2 separate regions of the Homo sapiens genome follow, and region 1 is linked to region 2. A link is a contact called in ENCODE Hi-C data. All regions are on one chromosome and are shown on one strand. The core of a region is the stretch at or near the end of the contact, and the rest is flanking DNA. Distances in the headings are between cores, read along the strand shown.

Region 1 (3,405 bases), core at 142-2,641, 1.8 Mb before region 2:
GGAATTCTGAAAGGACCACTGACTCATTTCAGACAGTGAGCCAGGGTGAATGTTTAATGTGGTGAGTCGGTGACCGAGGAAACCACTTCTCTTTTGGAGCTGTTCATTCTGACTCTTCTTATCTGGGTGCCTTTACCAAACAAACAAGTATCATCTCTTACTTGGGGACACCTGGTTGGCATTTGCAAAAAGAAAGGAGTTCCAAGAAGAGCTAAAATTATCAACAGCAGAGACAGCTCAGTTTCTGCTATCTACGGGTTCACCCACAGGGATATCATAATCAAGAAGCAAAGTGATCGATTTGGGAAGTGAGGGGTGAAGGAACAAAGATTCATAAAGAACAATGGGATTGGAGGTATAAAATATACCCTGCTCCCCATACCCAAAATGGAAAGTGCCACTTGGTAGGTGGCCATGTGCTGCATAAAACATAGCAGACAGTTAATGTCAACTCAAACCATTCTAGCAAGACATTAACTTAGAGGAAACGCCAGGAAACTGAGAGGTTGGAAGAAAGAAGAGGTGTATTCCTATGGACAGCTAGCTGCGAGGTCATCCTAGTCTGTTGCTGGTACATTCTACTTCAACCTAGAGCTGACAGCGTAGAAAAGTATGACTCATCTCTAAATAAGATCCCTGGACAGACTCATGGAAGTTCTGCTGCTCCCCAGAGAAGATCACCTGGTGGTCATAGGTTTAAAGACCTTACGAGGCTGGCCCATGGGCCGAGATGCCATTGTGCAGGGCAGCAAGGCCCACTTAGGTAAGAATATACCACATGATTGGCCTCACTGTAGAGGCCATCCCTCGCTTGGAAGCCATCTGGAAGTAGATTTGAACTTCTAAGTGACATCTTAAACAGCCCAAGTCCCAGTGATCATTAAGATCCCTGTGACCAAAAGAAGAATCTCTCCTGATCACTTGTGCACTCCTCAGGGACCAGGCAGGAAACATGGGGGCTGGGCTGCTGCCTTGAAAGCAGCCTTTTGTTACCCCCTCACACTGGAGCAGCTGTAAGAAATGGGTGGCTGCTGGCTGAGTGCAGTGGCTCACACCTGCAATCACAGCACTTTGGGAGACTGAGGCAGGAGGATTGCTTGAGGCCAGGAGTTCAAGACCAGCCTGGGCAATAGAGTGAGACCCCATCTCTACAACAAAAATTAGCTGGGCATGGTGGCACACACCTGTAGTCCCACCTACTTAGGAGGATGAGACAGGAGGGTTGCTTGAGCCCAGGAGTTAAAGGCTGCAATAAGCCATACTCACACTACTGCACTCTAGCCTGGGTGACAGAGTAAGATCCAAGAAAAGAAAAGAAGACAAGAAAAGAAAAGAGAAAATAAAAGTGGCTGCCACCCCCCTGCTCACCATCAGCTTCTGGGGGAACCCAGTGAGGCACCCATCTGCTATGGGTATGAGAGAGAACATCAAGCATCTGGCTTTCCTGATCTTAATGTCTCTTCACATTAAGAATGAGGTGAGCTTCTGATTCTCTTGTCCTGCTCCTTCCACCATAGTCTCTATATGGGCTTTTATCTTCTAGAGAGGAGCACGCCCACCCCAGGACTGGTACCCAGCAGGTGTACCACCAATGTTGATGATACTGATGACTAGACTTGCAGCAGGAGGCAGGCACTATTATTATCTCCACTTCACAGATGAAGAAACTGAGGCCCTAATCCATCAAGTAACTTGCCAAAGCCCCTCTGCTAGTGAGCCCAGGTCTCTTAGGATGAAGGGAGGAACTGAGTGTGTCAGAAGCTCTTAAACAGCACTGCCCCCTCCCTGATTCCAGCAGTGTCAGTCTCCTGCCGCTGGGCTCCCACCTACTTGTGTTTGCAGTCTCACTTGTGGGTTCGAGGTCATAACTCTCTGTCGCTCCTCAAGTGCTCGTCACACCCACTGTTCCCTGGTTTCATTTGTACATTGGGGTTCCAACTGTCAGTCCCCAGCCGGCACACAGGTTTCACTTCCCTGAACCCTAATTCACTCATTTTTGAAATAGGGATCTATCTACCAGAGTGGGTGTGAGAAATAAGAAACGGGGTATAAATATAAAGCCTGCAGGAGCCCCACCATGACGCTGTTCACGCCTTAGTGAGCACTTCACAAACAAAAAGCACCGTGATGAGGTATTTGTGTCCTTTCATAACAATCTTCTCTCTCAACTCTGGCTGACATCAGAATCACCTCGAGCATTATTTGAAAAGGCGAATGCTCAAAGCCCCGCCCCAACCCTGCCAAATCAGAAACAACCAAGGTGGAGGTCCTGGAATCTGAATTTACTTTATAGTAAACAGCGCTACCTGTTAATGCAGGGATCAGGGCCAAGCTAACGTTCATCCCACAGGGAGGTTCTATAAGGGATTCCTGCCGAGAGTGGGAGGTAGGTTTAGAGGACCTGAAAGCTCCTCCACAAATAACAACCCCCTTATGTAGTTGGTTCTCGGTTGATAGCTCCCTGCTGCAAGCAGTGTGGTGATCAGTGTACAGAGAAATATTTTTTCCATCCTATTCCACACTGGTCGTGTCCCAAGCTCCACTCTCTGGCAGCCCAAGTAGGGGTAGATAGGCTCTGGGCACCAGACAAAAACTGTATTCCCTTTAGGGCTGCCTTTCCTCTGCGGAACATGAAGATCACTTTTAACAACCACAAAGTTTCATGAACCACCAGATGAAAGCCAATCGTGCTGGTAGTGTGGTAATGTCTGTTGACGAACAACATTCGTTTTTGGCTTTTTTTTTTCTTTTTTTTTTTTTTGAGACAGGGTCTTACTCTCTCACCCAGGCTGGAATGCAGTAGTGCAATCTTGATTCACTGCAACCTCCGTGTCCCAGGTTCAAGCGAATCTCGTGCCTCGGCCTACTGGGTAACTGGGATTACAGGCGCCTGCCACCACACCCAGCTATTTTTTGTATTTTTAGTAGAGATGGCGTTTCACCATGTTGGCCAGGCTGGTCTCAAACTCCTGACCTCAGGTGATCCACCCACCTCAGCCCCCCAGAGTGCTGGGATTACAAGCATGAGCCACCGTGCCCGGCCCAAACAACATTCTTAAACACACACACACACACACACACACACACACACACACACACACACACAAAACTCCTATGAATTCAAGACACTTCCAAACCAATTCCATATTTTATGAATCACAATAGCATCCACATGCATTTCAAAAATTGTAGCACATTATATATTCAATCTACAGGAAGATTTGGCACTTGGGGGTATTTAGACCCTTCACAATAACTTCCCTTGGGGTCCACTGCTCACAGATTGAGAACCAGCCTGCACCACCTGACAGAGTCAAAGGTCAGTGATGAGCTCACCTTACCCCCCACATTCCCCTTTCCAGTAAATCACCCAAAAACCCAACTGTGGAAGAGCATGTTTGAGAT
Region 2 (3,262 bases), core at 183-2,682:
TGCTCTATTTTATGAACACTTTACAAATCTAATATGTTTAGCACACAGGGTTGCATGCAGACTATGTACTGCATTCCAGACAGCACCATTCATTTAGGCCAGGGGTTGGCAAACTTTTTCTGTAAAAAGCCAGATAGGAAATATTTTCAATTTTGTGGGCCTTATGGTCTCCTGTACAACCACTAAATTCTGCAGCTGTAGCATGAAAGCAGCCACAGACAGTAAGTAAACAAATGGGCAAGGTTGTGTTCTAATAAAACTTTATTTATAAATTTAGGCAGTGGACTAATTTGGCCCATGGGCCACAGTTTGTTGACCCCTGACACAGGCTATGTAAATGTGGCCCACTAAAGTTCAACAGTATGGCAGCTAAAAGTTCCAGCACTAGAACTGTTGAGATAAATCTGGAGAACCATCCACCAAGGATTTTGGAAAGTTGCAATCTCCCATTTGGAGGAAATGTTAGAACATCTAAATCTTTTCCACTTATAAAAGCTCATGAATCTCTGGATCTGAAAGAGGAAACAAAGATAATGTGATGTGCTGAAGGTCTCAGCATCAATTCTGTCAGCAGTGGGCTTAATCCCAGCCTCCTGAGCCCTGACCCTACATTTCTTCACTAGGGCTCACAGTCTCTAGCCTGGAATTCCTCAATCTGTGGCCAGTTTACATTCTCAACTCTAATTGCTAGCCAGTCACAAATTTCTCAGAGAGCCTAGTGCAGCGATGTATCCTTGCATCACAGAAAGAGAACCCAGCGGCCGGGGGAAGCTGTATCGTTCTCCTGTTAAGAACAGGACCCAGCTTAAGTCAAGCCTCATAAATAACCATGAAGACCAATGACAACTTCACGGTGGGATTCTGAAGCCTCAAAGCCACACACCCACATTCTCCAAACTGAGAAGAGTTTCTGTAAAAAAAAAAAAAAAAAAAAAAAAAAAAGATACTACATTCCTCAACAATGGCTTTAAATGTGAATAGAGACAGGCACCTACAGACAAGAAGTTGAACCCTATATAAACTGTGCACCGACTTCATGACTGAAACTCCAAACCCTACCTCAAATGTGTGATCCTTCTGTTAAATCTTGATTTTATTTAGCCCCTTCTTTGATGAATGACTAGAACCTGCTCCCCATTTGGTGCCTCTAACATAATTTTCGAGGCTCCTTAGTTTTGGTTAAAAACTTATGGAACAAAGGCACATACAGACCCTCTTAAAACCATTTGCCAAAACCACATTTTGTTAATTATAGCAACAGCCAGTATTTCCTGAGCACTTAACCATGTGCCAGCCCTCCCTCCACAGACACTTTCTCATGTGGCCCCATGAGCTAGTTTCTGCTGTACAGATGAGAGAACTGAGACTTAACCTCTCTAAATGACTTCACCACAGTTGCACCACTGTGGAACTCAGACTTGAACCCCAGCAGCCTGAGTCTGTACTGCGCACACAAGTCTCATCACATGCTGAACCAATGCGTTAACACATCCAGACCTTTCTGTGGTTCCAACACTGCTCTCTCAAAAGTCTAGTTTGAGCCTAGCAGAAACATAAATGACAGATGATACAGTAAAGGGTCCTTTTTTTTTTTTTCGGTTTTGGTTTTAATAGGCCACCTTCTGTATTAGAATTAAAAGGGCCCAACAGTGGTTCTTAAATGCACCCAGGAAGAATGTGCCCTGGGCTGTTGTACAGACTGATCCTGCTGGCAGCTAGCTGGAGAACCCCAGGCCTCCCTCACTCAATAATATGGGTCTCTGCTCAATCTCTCTTCTTCAGAGAGGCTTTCTTGACAAGCCTCAAACCTGAAACAGCACCCACTTCCTTCGCTAATTTCTTACCCTACTTTGCTGTTCCTCAAGCATTTTTCACCAGATGTGTTTATGTATTTGTTTCCTATCTGCCTTCACTGCTGGAGTGTCATCTCCAGAAAGAAGAGATGGTTTTGCTCATCACTATCTCCAGTGCCTAGACAGTGCCTGGCACAGAACAGGCACTTGCCGTATCTGTTAGTAAAGAAACAAATCGATCTCTGGGTGGTAGAATAACAGCTACTTTGTATTTTCATCTTTTTGCTTAGCTGTAATTTCCAGATTTTCAGCAGAGCATCCCTCCTTGTACTACAGAAGCACTGTTTTTTAAGCCTTTCCTTTTGAAAACACAGCACTATTATTCAGTTATACACATCAACTCAAAGGTAGAGATGATGGCTGTATGGTCACTGGTAGCCCGGGGGCATGAAAACCCATGCTAAATTAATCCCCAGGTGCCTGGCTTGACAGCTCCGTACACCCAGCCCGGCATGGCACACACTCCTGGCCAACTCAGTTGCTAATAATGGCCTTCTGCCCTCAGGGAGCAACCATCCTCCCCATGTGGCATAGACACAGGCTAAAAGCCACCTTCTTAATCCTCATTGCATTCCTGGGCAGTACAGGGAAGGCAGTTTATCTTCATCACCATGTCATTCATGTCTGACAGAGGCCAGAAGCGAAAGGAGAAAACCTGAACACACAACCATCTCCAGGAGACACCCATCTGCCTCCCCAGAGTTAGGATTCTGTGAACCACTGATGAGAAATGACTGGCACTTCTGCCAAGAGGTTCACTGTGTTTCAACCTCAGATACCATCAGATACAGCTTCTACTAATCTTCTCCTTGCCTCGACCCAACTGCATCCTGAAATAAAGTCTTAAATATTTACTTTGTTCTTCTGCAAATCTTGCTATAACTTGTACTGTTCACATTAACCACACTTAATGAAAGCAATTATCGAGAAGGTTCTATTAACATAGAGTTTAGACAGGTTAATGACTGTCTTCCCTTGAGAGCTGAGCACTCCCGCACAGGAGTTCCCCTCCCCATTTTGGAGTGGGAAGGTACAGTAAAGGGTCAGGCAGTTTCTGGATCTGCTTAAGTTTGCTGTGACAAGTAGCACAGGAGCCATACAACTTCTGCCTTGTGACAGGAGAAAATTCCTTCTGTGCCAGTTCCTGTACATCATTGCTATCCCTATCCTGAGATGGCTATAGTGTTTGAAGGTCATTTCTAAGGCCAAAAGGTCAGGCAAAGCCAATAGGTTTTCTTGGACTAGGGTGAATGCATCTACAAGTTGAGGGTCAAAAAAGACATGAGCGCAACCAATACTTTCAGTCATTCTCCTCCGGTAGATGGTGAACTCAACATTCCCAAAAGGAGCCCTAGTTTCCTACCCAGCTGCATTTCCGATGCCTGACACAGACCTGGCATCATGCTGTC

Evidence for each region. Hi-C counts contacts between places; a loop is a spot of excess contacts on that map. Pooled maps may share reads with other maps.
Region 1: a pooled map shows a loop between it and region 2 (15-fold over the local background). The contact joins two enhancer-like sites. A Hi-C loop is called at or near these places in 5 of 37 single-sample maps with no recorded cell type and 5 of 50 pooled maps.

Annotation. Positions count from the first base shown.
Region 1 is chr2:136,130,962-136,134,366 of GRCh38, reverse strand. No RefSeq gene overlaps it. Among named protein-coding and RNA genes, the nearest start is that of CXCR4, 15 kb to the right of the region's middle. Within about 2 kb of position 1,391, at least 11 of the 41 ENCODE cell types and tissues checked have a DNase peak (open chromatin) inside an H3K27ac peak, as active enhancers do.
Region 2 is chr2:134,281,326-134,284,587 of GRCh38, reverse strand. The region is part of intron 2 of MGAT5 (alpha-1,6-mannosylglycoprotein 6-beta-N-acetylglucosaminyltransferase); the gene reads right to left. Among named protein-coding and RNA genes, the nearest start is that of MGAT5, 29 kb to the right of the region's middle. RefSeq lists an enhancer at 2,010-2,219. Within about 2 kb of position 1,432, at least 6 of the 41 ENCODE cell types and tissues checked have a DNase peak (open chromatin) inside an H3K27ac peak, as active enhancers do.